Regions from separate parts of the Homo sapiens genome. Here region 2 is linked to region 1. A link is an interaction called in ENCODE POLR2A ChIA-PET data of the cell type or tissue named here. Cell type or tissue: A673. All regions are shown on one strand.

Region 1 (8,000 bases):
AGGGTGACATTCACCTGCCCTGTCCTGGCATTTAAGCCTCCCCATGGCGTGGCCCCGGGCTCCCCCATCTTCTTCTTGCTGCTCCATCCCCTGTGCTTTACGCCTCCACTACACCAACTCTCATGGCTCTCCACACACGCCAAGCTGTTTTTCACCTCCCTGCCTTTGTTCACAAATTCTCTCTGCCCACATCCTCCCTGTGCTCCTCCCTCCCTCCTTTTGGTTCTATGAGCCCATAAGGTTTTGGCCTAAGCTTGTATACTTTGGGATCTCATCTCTTGCAGTCAGAAGAGTCTTTTGTGTTCCTGTCTCATCTGGTGCATGTTCCTGTCACTGCCCTTCGTCACCATTTTGTACTTGAGTTTCATTCTCTGTCTCCCTTTGTGAGCTCCTGGAGAGCAAGGGCCTTGCCCTCTTCATCTTTGCATCCCATGTACCACACAGGACCTAACCAAGAGTTGGTGCCCAGTCAATGCTTCGTGAATAAGTGTGTGAATGAATGACTGAGGTGCAGAGGGTCAGACTCTACTGCTCCCAGACTCAGCTCTTGTCAATTCCAAGACTCAGCCTAGTACCAGCTACACCCTTTCTTGGGCTGCTCTTGCTGTTTAAAGTGGCTGATGGTGGACACCCAGGAATCAGCAATTGGATCAGTTGCAAGTAACAGAGATTGGAAAAATAGTGGCTTAAACAATGCAAAGTGTTTGTTTTTCTCATGTAACAAGAAGTAATTCAGGGCTACCAGGCATGGGTCTCCATGGTCTCATCAAGGACCCAGCTGAGCCAGCACAAGATCCACACCCCCATACCTCCAGCATCTCACTTGCACCCAGGTAGTAAAAGGGGGAAGGACAAAGGACAAACTAATGATTGCTAACTGGGTCAGTGCCCTTAAATGACACTTCCTCTAGCATCTCATTGGTCAGAATGATGTCACATGATGATCTTAGCTGCAAGGGAGGCTGGAGAATATATTTTAGCAGGGCCTATTGCAGCCTCCAATAGAATTGTGGTTCTGTTTGTAAGGAAGCAGGGAAATGTAGACACTGAGTCTGCCTACCCACCCAGTTGCCATCTTCCCAGCCTTCTTTGCTGTGAGAGTTGCTATTGAGTATGGGTACTGAGTAGCACATACTCAGGGAAGTTGGGTCCAGTCCCAAAGGATGAGTCCTGTCTAGTTTAAACCAGTCATGGTACTCCCATTTCCGCCCGAGATGGGTTTGGGGTGAGCATGTGACCTACTTCTGGATAATGAGACATAATTGCCTTCTGAGGGCTTTCCAGAGAGTTTTCCTCCCTCATAAAGAAACAGATGTGATGAGGTAATCACCTCCCTTTTTTCCTGTCTTGAACACAGTTGGGCGATGACGTGATCCTGAAATAGCCTTGGTAAGCTACATCCATGAGTGGTCAGGGCTACAGGAAGCCAAATGCGGAGGATGGTGGAGCAGGGAGATGGGAGATTCTGGCTTCATCGAGTCTTTGAGTGGCTGAGTTGACCAATCTTGAAATTGCCTACCTCCAGGCTTCTTGTATAAGCCACATTTTAACCATATGTTCTGCTACTTGCAGCTGAAAATACCTGATATTTGTGATTTGTCTGTCTAGCATCCTTCCCTTTGGGAAACAGCACCCTTTCTTTTTTGGGGGAACTCCTATCCTCACTCAACCCTGTGGTTCTAGTTGGGGATGGTATTCATTGTACCTCATCCTCCCTGGGGAAGGATTCCTGATCCAAGCTGAAGCAGTCATAATCCTTCCCTGAGATTGTTTTTTTAAACTAAGCATAGACTTGAGCATGCTAAGGAGCCTCTTAGAGCAAGCCAACCTGGAGGAATACAGACACTCAGAAGGCATGAGGGACAGGGAACCAAAGAGCCTTGCTGGAGGTCCAGTTGTCCTTGAGGCCAGCTGTTCCCATAGGTTGATTATGAGAGTTCATAGATGCCCCACTTTTTGCCTACACTGGTTCAGGTTGAATTTCTGTTACTTCTGACACACATGGGGCCTGAACCTCCTTCTTCCCCTACCTAAGTCCTTCCCATCCTTCACATTTCCACTTGGTTGCCTTTTTATAGCCAATTCTTTGCTGGAGTTAGCTGCTGAGGACATAGGGATTATTGAGACTCAGTCCTCACAACCCAATGGAAAGACAGATATAGACAGTCACAATCCTGGGGGGGCAAGTACTACAAGACACAGAAAACCTCAGGCCAAGGTGACTGATTTATTTTTGTAACCTGATGTGGTTTGGATTTGTGTCCCTGCCCTAATTTCAAGTCAAATTATAATCCCCAGTGTTGCAGGGGCGGGCCTGGCGGGAGGTGATTGGATGACGGAGGCAGATTTCCACCTTTGGTGCTATTCTTGTGATAGTGAGTGAGTTCTCACAATATCTAGTTGTTTAAAAGTGTGTAGCGCCTCCCCGCATGCTTCTTCCTTTTGCTCCGGCCATGTGAAAACATGCCTGCTTCTTCTTCACCTTCTGCCATGATTGTAAGTTTCCTGAGGCCTTCCCGGCCATGCTTCCTATAGAACCTGCAGTACTGTGAGCCAATTACACTACTTTTCTTTAAACCAGTCTCAGGTATTTCCTTATAGCAGTGTGAGAACTGACTAATCCATAACTCTAGTGTCTAACAAAGGGTCTGGCACAGAGTGTTGGTGTGATGAATGAATGAACACATGTACCAATTTGGTTAGAGGAAAAAGCCTTTTCACCGTATGTAGCTTATGGTCAATGCTCTTATCCCTAGGGTTTTGCTCTCATGGCCCAAGCTATTTCACACCACATCCCATCCCATGCGACAGGATGGAGGAAGGAAGGGAGAGGAGGGGAACGGCATGCCATCTCCATTTAAAGATTCAGCTGGGAAGCAACGTGCATCATTTTACTCCATCCCATTGCCCAGAACTTAGTTGTGTGGCTTAACCACAAGGAAATCTGGGAAATGTAGTCTTTATTCTGGATGGCCATATTTGCGCCTAGCTAAAAACCAGGTGTGTGCGAGGGGTTCTATTTCCATGAAGGAGATAGGAGAACAGGTATTGATGTCCAACTAGCGCCTCTGCCACAGTGGGGCTTCGGAATAAGGCAGATGTGATTTCAAATCTCAGCTTCTCAGCTCTGTGATCTCAGCAAGTCACTAGACCTCTCTGAGCCCAACCCTCTTCATCTATAAAATGGGAAGGGTCATGAGGGTTGGATGGCATAACTTGCACGCAGCACTTTACGGGGGATTAAATGTCTGTCGCTCTCCTCTTTTCCCTCCAGCGAAAGGACTCATGCTTGAATTCTAGCCCTGTCTCTAAGGTTCTATGTGACCTAGACTCCTGGGTCCTCTTGCTGGAGGAAGAGGTATTTAAGGCTTGGCTGGAGGATCACTTAGCGGGAAGTTGAGAAGGAGATTTAAGATCATATAGGGGGCTGGACGCAAAGATCTGAACCTGAGATTATAGTATAGGTTTTTGACACCTGGGGTGAGTGTGTGTTGAGTGTTATGAAGCTTCTCCCGGGACAGCACACACACATGTTGCCCTACTCAGGCAAAACAGATAGACTTGAACAACAGCTTCTCTGTTCAGATACTGCAGGGATGTACCTCCAGTTCCACTATTTGAGTGTCACTTGTTTGTGTATATGGCTGCCTTGTTCTGGACTGAAAGCTCCTGGGAGCAGGAAAAATCATTATATTTATTGAGCAGCTGTTATTTGCCACTTGATTTATATTTTCTTGTTTAGTTCTCACTACCACCTAGCAAGAACAGTTTTATTGTCCCCATTTTGCAGATGGGGAAATTGAGGCTCTGAGTTTACTAGAGTCACCTGTCTCTCAGTAGCAGAGCCAGAATCTGAGCCCCAAACTGCATCATGAGAGCCCATTTTCTTCCTCCTGCACCATGCTCCCATTGCCTTGTTCATTTCCAAATCCCCAGCTCTCAGTATGGTTTCTAGAGCACAGGAAATGTTTAATGAATTCTTAAAATAGAGAAAGCCTTGTCGCCGGGAGTGGTGGCTCATGCCTGTAATCCCAGCACTTTGGGAGGCTGAGGTGGGTGGATCATTTGAGGTCAGGAGTTTGAGACCAGCCTGGCCAACATGGTGAAACCCTGTCTCTACTGAAAATACAAAAAGTAGCCAGGCATGGTGGTGCATGCCTGTAATCCCAGCTATTCGGGTGGCTGAGCACGAGAATCGCTTGAACCCCGGGAGGTGGAGGTTGGAAGCTGCAGTGAGCCGCGATTGCGCCACTGAACTCCAGCCTGGGAAACAGAGTGAGACTGTCTCAAAAAAAAAAAAAAAAAAAAAAAAAGAGAAAGCCTTGTGTGGACCAGAGTTGAGCGGAAGGGGAAGAGGTGTTAGGCTCTCCTACCCCCATCCCTGAGCACCTCTCACTCCATTCCTGACGAGGCAGTTCTCCAGTTTCCTGGGGGTTGCTTCATGCTAGGTCCAGATGACCCAAAGGTGGGGAATGTGGCTCAGCTGTAAGCTTGGATCCTTTCCCAGAGCACAGCTAGCTTCAGGCTAGCTGTGACAAAGTCTTTGTTACAGCTCCCTGGGGCTTGTTCTTGGAGCTCCCCACCCCGGGCACTCCCTAGCTCCCAGAACTTTCTCCCTGCCTTTCCCTCCCTCCCTCCCTCCCTCCCTTCCTTCCTTCCTTCCTTCCTTCCTTCCTTCCTTCCTTCCTTCCTTCCTTCCTTCCTCTCTCTCTTTCTTTTTCCTTCCTTCCTTCCTTCTCTCTTTCTCTCATTCTTTCTTTTTTTTCTTTTTTCTTTTTTTTTTAGACAGAGTCTCGCTCTGTCGCCCAGGCTGGAGTACAGTGGCGCGATCTCGGCTCACTGCAAGCTCCGCCTCCCGGGTTCACGCCATTCTCCTGCCTCAGCCTCCTGAGTAGCTGGGACTACAGGCACCTGCCACTAGGCCCGGCTAATTTTTTATATTTTTAGTAGAGATGGGGTTTCACCGTGGTAGCCAGGATGGTCTTGATCTCCTGACCTCGTGATCCGCCCACCTCAGCCTCCCAAAGTGCTGGGAATACAGGTGTGAGCCACTGCGCCCGGCCTCTTTCTCTTTCTCTCTCTCTCTCTTTTTCTTTTTCTCTTTCTTTCTTCCTTCCTTCCTTCCTTCCTTCCTTCCTTCCTTCCTTCCTTCCTTTCTTTCTTTCTCTCTTTCTCTCTCCCTCCCTCCCTTCCTTCTTTCCTTCTTTCTGTCTCTCTCTCTCTCTTTCTTTTCTTTTCTATATAGAGACAGAGTCTTGCTTTGTTGGCCAGGCTGGTATTGAACTCCTGGCCTTGAGTGATCCTCCGCCCTCAGCCTCCCAAAGTGCAGGGATTACAGGAATGAGCCACCATGCCAGGGCCCTTTCTCTTCTTTCTGCTTCACTGAAACTTAACCATCCTAAATCCTTATTTTAGAAGGAACCAATTTTTGGCTTTATTGGTTCTCTCTATAATATTTTTGTCTTCTGGCTGGGCGTAGTGGCTCATGTCTGTAATCCCAGAACTTTGGGAGGCCATGGGTGAATTACTTGAGGTCAGGAGTTTGAGACCAGCCTGGTCAACAGGGTGAAACCCCGTCTCTACTACAAATACAAAAATTAGCCGGGTGTGGTAGTGCCTGTAATCCCAGCTACTCAGGTGGCTGAGGCAGGAGAATCGCTTGAACCCGGGAGGTGGAGGTTGTAGTGAGCTGAGACCGCGCCACTAGTCTCCAGCCTGGGCAACAGAGTGAGACTCTATCTCAAAAAAGAAAAAAATTGTCTTCTATTGTATTAATTTCTGCTATTATCTTTATTACTTCCTCTACTTTCTTTCTGTTGGATTTACTCTTTCCAATTGCTTGAGATGGAGCCTTAATTGACTATCAGCCTTCCTTCTTTCCTAATGTATACATTTATGCCTACCAATATCCCTCTAAACATAGCTTCAACTGCATCTCACATGCTTTGCTGTTCCACATTTTCATTATCATTTAGTTAAAATTGTCTAATTTCTATTATGATTTCTTCCTTTATCCGTGAGTTATTTAGAAGTGTTTTGCTTAATTTGTAAACATTTGGATATTATCTAGATTCTTTTTTTTTTTTTTAAGATGGAATCTTGCTATGTTGCCCAGGCTGGTCTTGAACTCCTGGGCTTGGACTCCTGGGTCTTGAACTCCTGGGCTCATCATCCTGCCTCAGCCTCCCGAGCAGCTGAGATTATAGGCATGAGAAACCACACCCAGCAGGGGCTATGTATTTTTTCAAAAACATTGATTTCTGGCTTCCTACTTAGTATGCTTTCATTCTCAAAAATTCATTGAAACTTACTTTTAACCCAGGCATGTCAATCATCGTCATACTTTTCTATGGCTGCTGTTTCAAATTCCCACAAACTTAGTGACTTAAAACAACACAAATGGATTATAAGTTTGAAATGGGTCTCCTTGGGGCCAGGAATGGTGGTTCATGCCTGTAACCCCAGCACTTTGGGAGGCCGAGATGGGCGGATCACCTGAGGTTAGGAGTTCGAGACCAGCCTGGGCAACATGGCGAAACCCCGTCTCTACCTTAAAAAAAAAAAAAAAATTAGCTGGGCATGGTGGCGCGCGCCTGTAATCCCAGCTACTTAGGAGGCTGAGGCAGGAGAATTGCTTGAACCTAGGTGGTGGAGGTTGCAGGGAGCTGACATCGTGCCACTGCACTCCAGCCTGGGTGACAGAGAGAGACACCATCTCAAATAAATAAATAAATAAATAAATAAATAAATAAATAAATAAAATAATAAAAATGAAAAACGAAATGTGTCTCATTGGGCTAAAATCGAGGTGTCCCCAGAGCTGCTGTTCTTCATGAGTCTCTAAAGGACACTCCGTTTCCTTTCCTTTTCTGGCCTCTAGAGGTTTCCCAAATTCCTTGGCTCACAGTCCCTTTGCATGTTTAAAGCCAGCAGTGGCCGGTTGAATCTTTCTCATGCAGCATTTCCACTATTTGAGTATCACTTGTTTGGCACTCCCTCTTCCACATCTAAGGACCCTTACAATTTCATTGGGTCTATCCAGATAAGCCAAGTTAATCTCCTTATCTCAAGACTACCTAACTAACAGCCTTAATTCCATCTGAAACATTTCCCTTTGCATGTGACATATTTACAGCATCTGTGCATTAGGATGTAGACATCTTGGTGGCGGGACATTTGTTTGTTTGTTTCTTTTTGAGATAGTCTTGCTTTGTCACCTAGGCTGGAGTGCAGTGGTGCAATCTTGGCTCACTGCAATCTCTGCCTCCCAGGTTCAAGCGATTCTCCTACCTCAGCCTCCCAAGTAGCTGGGATTATAGGTGTGCACCACCACACCTGGCTAATTTTTGTATTTTTAGTAGAGACGGGGTTTCACCATGTTGGCCAGGCTGGTCTCGAACTCCTGACCTCAGGTGATCCACCCCCCTCAGCCTCCCAAAGTGTTAGGATTGCAGGCATGAACCACCATGTCCAGCCCAGTTTGGGTAAATTTTTCACGTGCAATTGAAAAGAATATCTATTCTGTAGTTGCTCTATTAGGTCAAATTTGTTCAATCATTTTGCCAAATTTTCTATAACCACACTGGATATAATTTTTTTGTTTTTTGAGACAGAGTCTCCCTCTGTCACCCAGGCTGGAGTGCAGTGGTGCGATCTCCGCTTGCTGCAACCTCCGCCTCTTGGGTTCAAGTGACTCCCCTGCCTCAGCCTCCTGAGTAGCTGGGATTACAAGCATGAGCCACCGTGCCCGGCCAGATGTAAAATTTTTTTCTGCCTCTCCCTCTCCCTCTCCCCCTCCCCCTCCCCCTCCCCCTCCCCCTCCCTCTCCCTCTCCCCACGGTCTCCCTCTCATGCGGAGCGGAAGCTGGACTGTACTGCTGCCATCTCGGCTCACTGCAACCTCCCTGCCTGATTCTCCTGCCTCAGTCTGCCCAGTGCCTGCGATTGCAGGCACGCGCCGCCACGCCTGACTGGTTTTGGTGGAGACGGGGTTTCGCTGT
Region 2 (8,000 bases), 110 kb before region 1:
TCCCAGCACTTTGGGAGGCCAAGGTGGGAGTATCGCTTGAGCCTGGGAGTTAGAGACCAGCTTGGGCAACATGGCAAAACACTGTCTCTGCAAAAAATACAAAAATTAGGCGGGCATGGTGGCATGTGCCTATGGTCCCAGCTACTCGGGAGGCTGAGGTGGGAAGATCACCTGAGCCAGGGAAGTCAAGGCTGTGGTGAGCCATGACTGCACTCCAGCCTGGGTGATAGAGTAAGACCCTGTCTCAAAAAAAAAGAAAAAAAAAAAAAACCCACAGAATTAAAAACAACAAACATACTCCTGCCACTGCTTAAAACCTTCTGATGGCACCTAAAGCACTTAAATACACTCTAAACTACTTCCTTTGGCATGCAAGGCCCTCAAGGTCCTGCAGATCTCATCTCTTACCTTTTATTACACTGACCTTCTTACTGTTCCCTAAAAACAAAGCTCTTTTTCTCACTGTGCACTCATGCACTCACTGTTCCCGCTGTCTAGAATGTTCTTTCTGTAGTTCCTTATTGTTTGGGTGTCAAATGTTACTGCCATAGAGAGGCCTTTTCTTTTTCTTTTTTTGAGACAGAGTCTGGCTCTGTCGCCCAGGCTGGAGTGCAATGGAGTGATCTCAGCTTACTACAACCTCCGGAGAGGCCTTTTCTTGACCACCCAACCATAAGTTTCTCCCAGTCACTACCTCACATCAACCTTTTGATTTAATTACAGCCCTGTCACTACCAGATGTGTTTCTCATTGGTCTGTTTTTCTACACTAGACTGACAGCAGGGGCCTTGACTATCTGTGAACGCTACACTGCTAGGGGCCTAAAGAGTGCCTGGCACAAGACAGGTGCTCAAGGAATGTTTGCTGAAATGTTCAGTGTTTATTTTTGTTGTCCTTCTCTTTCCCTGTAAACATCAGTAACTGACTCTTAAAAGGGCTTATATGCTCATCTCCAGGGCTAGCAAAGAAATCTGCAACCAAACTTTATCTTACCTGTAATAATAACTATAACTTATTGAAAAATCTCTGTGCCAAGCACTATGATAAGGTACTTTAATTTGCATTTCATTTAATCTTCACAATAAACCTATGAGGATATGAATTATTTCTATTGTATAGGTCCATAAAACTGAGGTTTGGTGGTTTTAACTGACCTGCCCATGAGCACTTGCAAGTGACAGAACTAGGATTCCACTGTGGATTCATTTGAATCCAAAGTTATGCTTGCTGTCTTACAGCAAGGACCCAAGAATCAGAGTGGCAGGGGATGGGGGCTTGAAAAGAAGAGAGGCCAGCTACATCCCTGAGGACTAGGGATGAAACATAGCTTAAAAAGACAAAGGCTCTCCATGGGTACTCACACGTTTGGATTAAATGAGAACACACTGCCAGGTGCAGTGGCTCACGCCTGTTATCCCAGCACTTTGGGAGGCCGAGGTGGGAGGATCACTTGAGGCCAGGAGTTTGAGACCAGCTTGGCCAACATAGTGAAACCCCATCTCTACTAAAAATACAAAAAAATTAGCCAGGTGTGGTGGCAGGTGCCTGTAATCCCAGCTACTCGGGAGGCTGAGGCAGGAGGATCGCTTGAACCCGGGAGGCAGAGGTTGCAGTGAGCCAAGATCATGACATTGTACTCCAGCCTGGGCAACAAGAGCAAAACTCTGTCTCAAAAAAAAAAAAAAAAAAAAAAAAGAAAGAAAAAAAGAGAACAGAACACATATGAAAGAAGGCCTAGCCCCTGATATAATTGGTTCCTTTCCCAAGTTTCTTGTTCCTTTCACTGAAGTCTCTGACCAGTACATGAATGAAGGCTCCAACAAGGAAAATGCTGAGTCTTCCACCTCATTCACCATCTAACTCCCTACCAGGCTCAAACCTTAGAGCGGCGCTTCCCAAGGGTGCTCCTGGAGATGCCATTTCCATGTTCATTAACAGAGGATCCCAGAAGGCATCCAATACAATAACAGCTGAATGAACCAAGTAGGTAAATGGGTTTCCTGCAGAATTCTTGGAGTCCCTAACATGCTAATCTTCACTTTGAATCTCAAGGAAAGGGGATTATAAAATATGCTTCAGTTCCCAAACAAATTTGACCACACATTTGTTTTGAGGTGTACCTTACAGAACTAGCTTTCCAATGATCTTTCTTCCCTGTCCTTCATCTTCTGTCTTGGATTCAAATCCTTTCCTATTACCACTCCATCTCTCTCCTAACCAGAGGCTCCTTACCTCACACCTTGACTTCTGAAACAGATTCCTAAAAATTGATCACTTTGCTTCCAAGCGCTCCTTCCACCAATTCAGCCTCTATGTTCCTGCCAAATTCACCAAGGCATCAATTCACTTCCCTTTGTATATATAGGAACTGACAATGGTACCAACTGCCTGGTTGGCCAGTTCTACACTTCCTGGCCCCACTTGGCCAGCTATATCCCTCTCACTGGGCTTAGTGCACTTTAGGCACCATGATCATATGGCCTTTATTCTATTTTTTCTTCCTCTGTCACCTAGGCTGGATTACAGTGGTATGATTGTGGCTCACTGTAGCCCCAAACTCCTGGGCTCAACTGATTCTCCTGTCTCAGCCTCCCTCTTGAGCCACTGTGCCCAGCAGCCTCTATTCTTTTATCCTATTTCCTGTTCCAAGCCAAATCCTACAGCTCCTTCACACCCTATCTCTTCCATAGGATCTTCCCTGGATCCTCTGTAAAAAAGGGAGGGAGAGTGAGGACCATACATATCTGAGTTCATATCCTAGCACCGATCAACACTAACTGTGGGATTTAATCTCCATGCCTGTTACCTTGCCTGTAAAAATGGAAATAATTACTATTTTATAGGACTGTTGGAGAATTCAGTTATTTCATATATGTTCAATCAAACACTAAATCCCTGGATAGTTTTTTACTCTATATCCCTCACAGCTAGGCACTGGCAACTCAATAAACACGTTAGGCAATTTGAATACAGGAAATATTGAGTAGCTTCCATCTCATGCTAGAGGAATGGTCATTTGAATAAGTGGGGCCCACCCAGCGTATTCACCACACCAGCACTTGCTTGTACTTTTAACAGTAATCAAGTGGCCACTGTGTTAGCTGCTTTTATGGGCTTTATCACTTCCAGCCATCTTGAGATACCATAAACATGGAAGCTGAGGTGCAAAGGTTATGGTGACTTGCACAGTCAGGCACAGCTGGTGAGTGGCAGGGCTAGGGTCAGCCTCTACCCTAAGACAATACTGAAGAGTGCTCTGGATATTTCAACACACCAGTCCCACTGAGTTCCATGGGATCCTGATGATTCCAGTGGAAAGTATTCTTGAGACTCCTTGGCAAACTCCTGTTTGGGACTGTCTTAATGATTTCCATAGAAATTCTGGGCTACAAAGTGAGCCTCTCACTTCTGTCATCCACAGCCAGAGGTTAGAGCCATGAGATGTGAAGTGATGTAAAAGTGAAAAGACGGGCCAGGCGCAGTGGCTCAGGCCTGTAATCCCAGCACTCTGGGAGGCCGAGGTGGACGGTTCATGAGGTCAGAAGATCGAGACCATCTTGGCTAACACGGTGAAACCCCATCTCTACTAAAAATACAAAAAAGTAGCCGGGCGTGGTGGTGGGCGCCTGTAGTTCCAGCTACTTGGGAGGCTGAGGCAGGAGAATGGCCTGAACCTGGGAGGCGGAGCTTGCAGTGAGCCGAGATCATGCCACTGCAATCCAGCCTGGACAAGAGAGCGAGAGACTCAGTCTCAAAAAAAAAAAAAAAAAAAAAAGTGAAAAGACGGGTTCTAGTCCAGGTCTCCCCACTGTCTGTGTCCTCAGATAAGTCCTTGTTCCTCTCTCATGGTTTCCACTGTGTCTGACTATGGTGATGATTTTGGATATTAATGAAAAAGGAGATAGGAGACATTTCATCAAGATTCTTTTCCCCGCCCTAATTCTTTCTTTCCTTATCAGATCTGAAGAGATGTGACATCAGAAAATATGGCTCAGAACTTCCTGATGTTTCTAAATCAGGCATGGGTCAAAGAGCTAGGCACACATTAGTAATCCGTAGGTGTTAGCTATTATTACTACGTGTTTGCCTAGCCCTTGGACAAGAGAATTCAAGTCTCTAGAGGTTAATACTTAACAACAACTTTTCTCAGTTATAACCACCATACTTCTAAATGTGGCCCCTTCCACCTGCTCAAGGACTATGTAATGGGGAGGCTGGAATAGTCATCCTCTGTGGTAGAGAATGCTAATTGTTCACCAATATCCCCAATCTCTTTGCTCCTTCCAACTTTCATTAGATTTTTTTCCCTTGATACCAAGCTACTTTTTGCCTAGTTTTTTTTTTTTTTTTTTTTTGAGATAAGGTCTCACTCTTTTGCCCAGGCTGGAATGCAGTGGCACGAACATGGCTCACTGCAGCCTCGACCTCCTGGACTCAAGCCATCCTCCTATCTCAGCCTCCCAAGTAGCTGGACTACAGGCGCGAGCCCCCATGCCTAGCTAATTTTTAAATTTTTTGTAGAGATAGGGTCTCACTATGTTGCACGGGCTGGTCTCAAACTGCTGGACTGAAGCCATCCACCCAACTCGGCCTCCCAAAGTGCTGGGATTACAGGCATAAGCCACCAAGCCCAGCCGTGGTTAAATTTTAATATTAAATATCCAAGGCCGGGCACGGTGGCTCACGCCTGTAATCCCAGCACTTTGGGAGGCCAAGGTGGGTGGATCACGAGGTCAGGAGTTTCAGACCAGCCTGGCCAACATGGTGAAACCCCGTCTCTACCAAAAATACTAAAATTAGCCGGATGTGGTGGCGGGCGTCTATACTCTCAGCTACTCAGGAGGCTGAGGCAGGAGGATTCCTTGAACCCAGAAGGCGGAGGCTGCAGTGAGCCCAGATCACGCCACTGCAATCCAGCCTAGGCAGACAGAGCAAGACTCCGTCTCGGGTGGGGGGAAAAATCCTATTTGGGAGAGGAATGCAGAACTAGATGTAAGAATCTGATCACTAAAAAACTGGGATGAGTCTAGTGAAAATGTTTCAGGCCTGAGCATTTTCAAAACCACCTAGCAAAGCTGCCATCATGTAATTTGATTTCTATGACCCTTTTTTTCAAACCTTATACCCCCCCTTTTTTTTTTTGAGAGATGGGAGTCTCACTCTGTTGCCCACACTACAGTACAGTGGTGCGATCTTGGCTCACTGCAACCTCTACCTCCTGGGTTCAAGTGATTCTCCTGCCTCAGTTTCCCGAGTAGCTGGGACTACAGGCGTGTGCCATCACCCCAGCTAATTTTTGTTTTTTTTAATAGAGACATGGTTTTGCTATATGTTGGCCAGGCTGGTCTCAAACTCCTAACCTCAGGTGATGTGCCCACCTCTGCCTCCCAGAGTGCTGGGATTACATGCGTGAGCCACCGTGCCTGGCCCACATTCTTTATATAAAATGATGAGATCTAATATCTACATCTGTATACATATACACTGATGACACTTGCCCAGTTTATCTTTTCTCCAATTTCACAGGTTGAAAACAGATGCTTTTTAAACAAATGACCTCTTTTTGCAGATGTTACCACTATGTTCAAATCCTGGACCAAGCCTCTGACACACCTGACTCCTCTCTTCCTGTCCTTGTTGCCGCCATGTTGAGTCATTAGCTCAGCTCTGAGTTCCTATTCACTTGTAAGCATGAATCATCTCACATCCACAACTCTATTGAAACTCCACCCTGCTTTTGTATTTTGCTTCTTTTTTCTGGCTAAAATTCAACTGCTAGGATGAACTTCCTCTCAACAAATAGTGCTTATCAACATTTCCCTCCCATTTCTACCATTCACTAGCCACACTTTTAAACAGCATAGAATTATATCTGCTAAGGTCCAAATTGATCACTTTTCACTTTTTAATTGCTCTGAATGCCAGGGTTCTAACTTCACTTAAATCTAGTCTCAAGGCCTGGTTAAAGCATAGCTGAGATGTGCTTCTCAGGGGCTGAGGCCTGTTCGACTCGTTTTCTCTATGGTGCCTCATAGTGCCTGGCACTCTGCAGGCAGCTAGTCAATGTTTGTTTAAAAAATTCCATCTTCTCTCCCTCACCTCTTCTCCCTTTGCTTTTTCCTCTAGATTCCTTTCACACTTCTGTATTTTTTGTTCCTACCTACTCATACATTCTTTCAATATAAAATACTCTACACAGAATTCCACTTCTGGAGTTGGGACAGAATACATGCCCTTATGTGCTGGCTTGCCAGCACTTTTTGGATCTTTATATTATGCTGCTAGAATTGGGGAATGCAGTACAATTTGCTAAAGCTTCAAAAGGAATAGGATCTTAGTTCCATGTGGGCATTTAGCAAATATTTAGCATTCTTGTATTCAGGAGAACAAAGCTGAGAAACTCTTGTTATCATCCACACACACTTGATGAGCACAGTCCAGAACGTCAGTGCTGGCCCAGCTCAGCAGCTGGAGGAACAGCTACTGATAGCACTCTACAGGCGCTTCCAGTACTCGAGAAACAGGAGAGCGGTTAGCGGGGCAGGTTCTAGAGTCAAAAGGCGTGGGGCCAAATTCTGCCATCAATAGCTGTGAACTCTGTGCCATGATTTCCTCAACTGGAAAAATGGGCAGCAACAGAATCCATCTTGGAAGATCAGTGTGAGGACTGAGTGGACACAAGGAAAGCACTCAGAACGGTGCTTTGCACCAAGTGTTCATGTGTGTTAGTGATCCTATCATTATTCCCATAGTCAGATCAGGGGCCAAATGTACAGAAGTGAAAACTTTTCTACCAGAGTGTGACTGGATACACAGAATCTTGTTTCTGGAATTTATTTACTAGTAGGTGAAACTGGGCAAATCGCCTAAAATGAATCCTAGTTTCCTAAGTTCATCACTGATAAGGTTGTTGCAAGATTGTTCATACATATCACAAAGTACTAAGCCATTGAGGTACTCACCCTGAGTCCTTTCCTTCTCCCTAGTTTTAGCTCAGGAAATAATTTGCAAATATCTGATTAGGAGTAGGAGAAATACTAATGGCTGGCCAAAAGGAAGCATGTACTGGGTCCTCCTTTCAGTGACATGACCTGATGATCTGAGACGAATTATTTTATCTCCCAGTGCCCCAGGTCCTGAAGAGTCAATTCTACTTGCTGCCAGATAATGGCCATGATGCAAATGATATATTAGCTCTGGTAAGGCATTACTCTGGTTACTACTGGCATTGGAAAATAATTACTCTCATTATAGTTTTGTCTGCATCTGGGGATTAACATTCTCCTAAGAGTAGGCCTTTGGCTCTTTCAGGGCAAATGGTCCATACCTGTGTTTTACAAATCACCCCAAATAGGTTGCTTCCAGCTGTAATTCTGGTCCCTATGTGGCAACAATTTCACTTCCAAGCTAAGAGAGTAAGAAAAAGGTCTTCTGGAATTGCTAATATGCACTGCTTGAAGAATGCTTGAGCTTCTCTGCAGCGAGGACTGCGCGGGCCTAACTACTTCTAGTCGGGGTCATCAGGCAAGATCATCACCTGAGTTGCTATGGACTGCAGCCATGCTGTTGTGTCCATTAAGACACCACAGAACTGACTCTCAAAACCTTTAATAAAGTAATTCTAGAAAATCAAAGCAAAGAGAAAAAAGCTGAACTTCTTTTTTTGTTTTTCCGAGACCCGTCACCCAGGCTGGAGTGCAGAGTGGTGCAATCTTGGCTCACTGCAACCTCCACTTCCCAAGTTTATGCGATTCTCCTGCCTCAGCCTCCCGACTAGCTGGGACTACAGGCGTGCACCACCACACCGGGCTAATTTTTGTATTTTTAGTAGACACGGGGTTCCACCATGTTGGACAGGCTGGTCTCAAACTCCTGAACTCAGGTGATCTGCCCTCCTCGGCCTCCCAAAGTGCTGGGATTACACCGTACTTGGCCAAAACCTGAACCTCTATTAACCTGTGGGGTGGCATTTGTTCTAAGTGGGTAAGAAAGGCCATCTA

The links. ChIA-PET counts read pairs that join two places held together with the same protein. Peaks named below come from ENCODE experiments on the same cell type or tissue, not always from the same donor. Only the 100,000 strongest peaks of a DNase experiment are listed, where the experiment ranks them.
Region 2: POLR2A ChIA-PET joins it to region 1 with 12 read pairs; 2 of 35 experiments call an interaction of 5 or more read pairs at or near these places.

What each region holds. Positions count from the first base shown.
Region 1 is chr22:38,798,499-38,806,498 of GRCh38, forward strand. No RefSeq gene overlaps it. Among named protein-coding and RNA genes, the nearest start is that of DNAL4, 8.4 kb to the left of the region's middle. In A673, no CTCF peak of the experiment used is centred here; DNase peaks (open chromatin) are centred at 3,933, 4,473 and 6,953; H3K4me3 peaks cover 1,030 bases; H3K27ac peaks cover 5,440 bases.
Region 2 is chr22:38,691,111-38,699,110 of GRCh38, forward strand. All of the region lies in intron 2 of JOSD1 (Josephin domain containing 1), which reads right to left. Among named protein-coding and RNA genes, the nearest start is that of JOSD1, 5.8 kb to the right of the region's middle. In A673, no CTCF peak of the experiment used is centred here; no DNase peak of the experiment used is centred here; H3K4me3 peaks cover 1,576 bases; H3K27ac peaks cover 1,868 bases.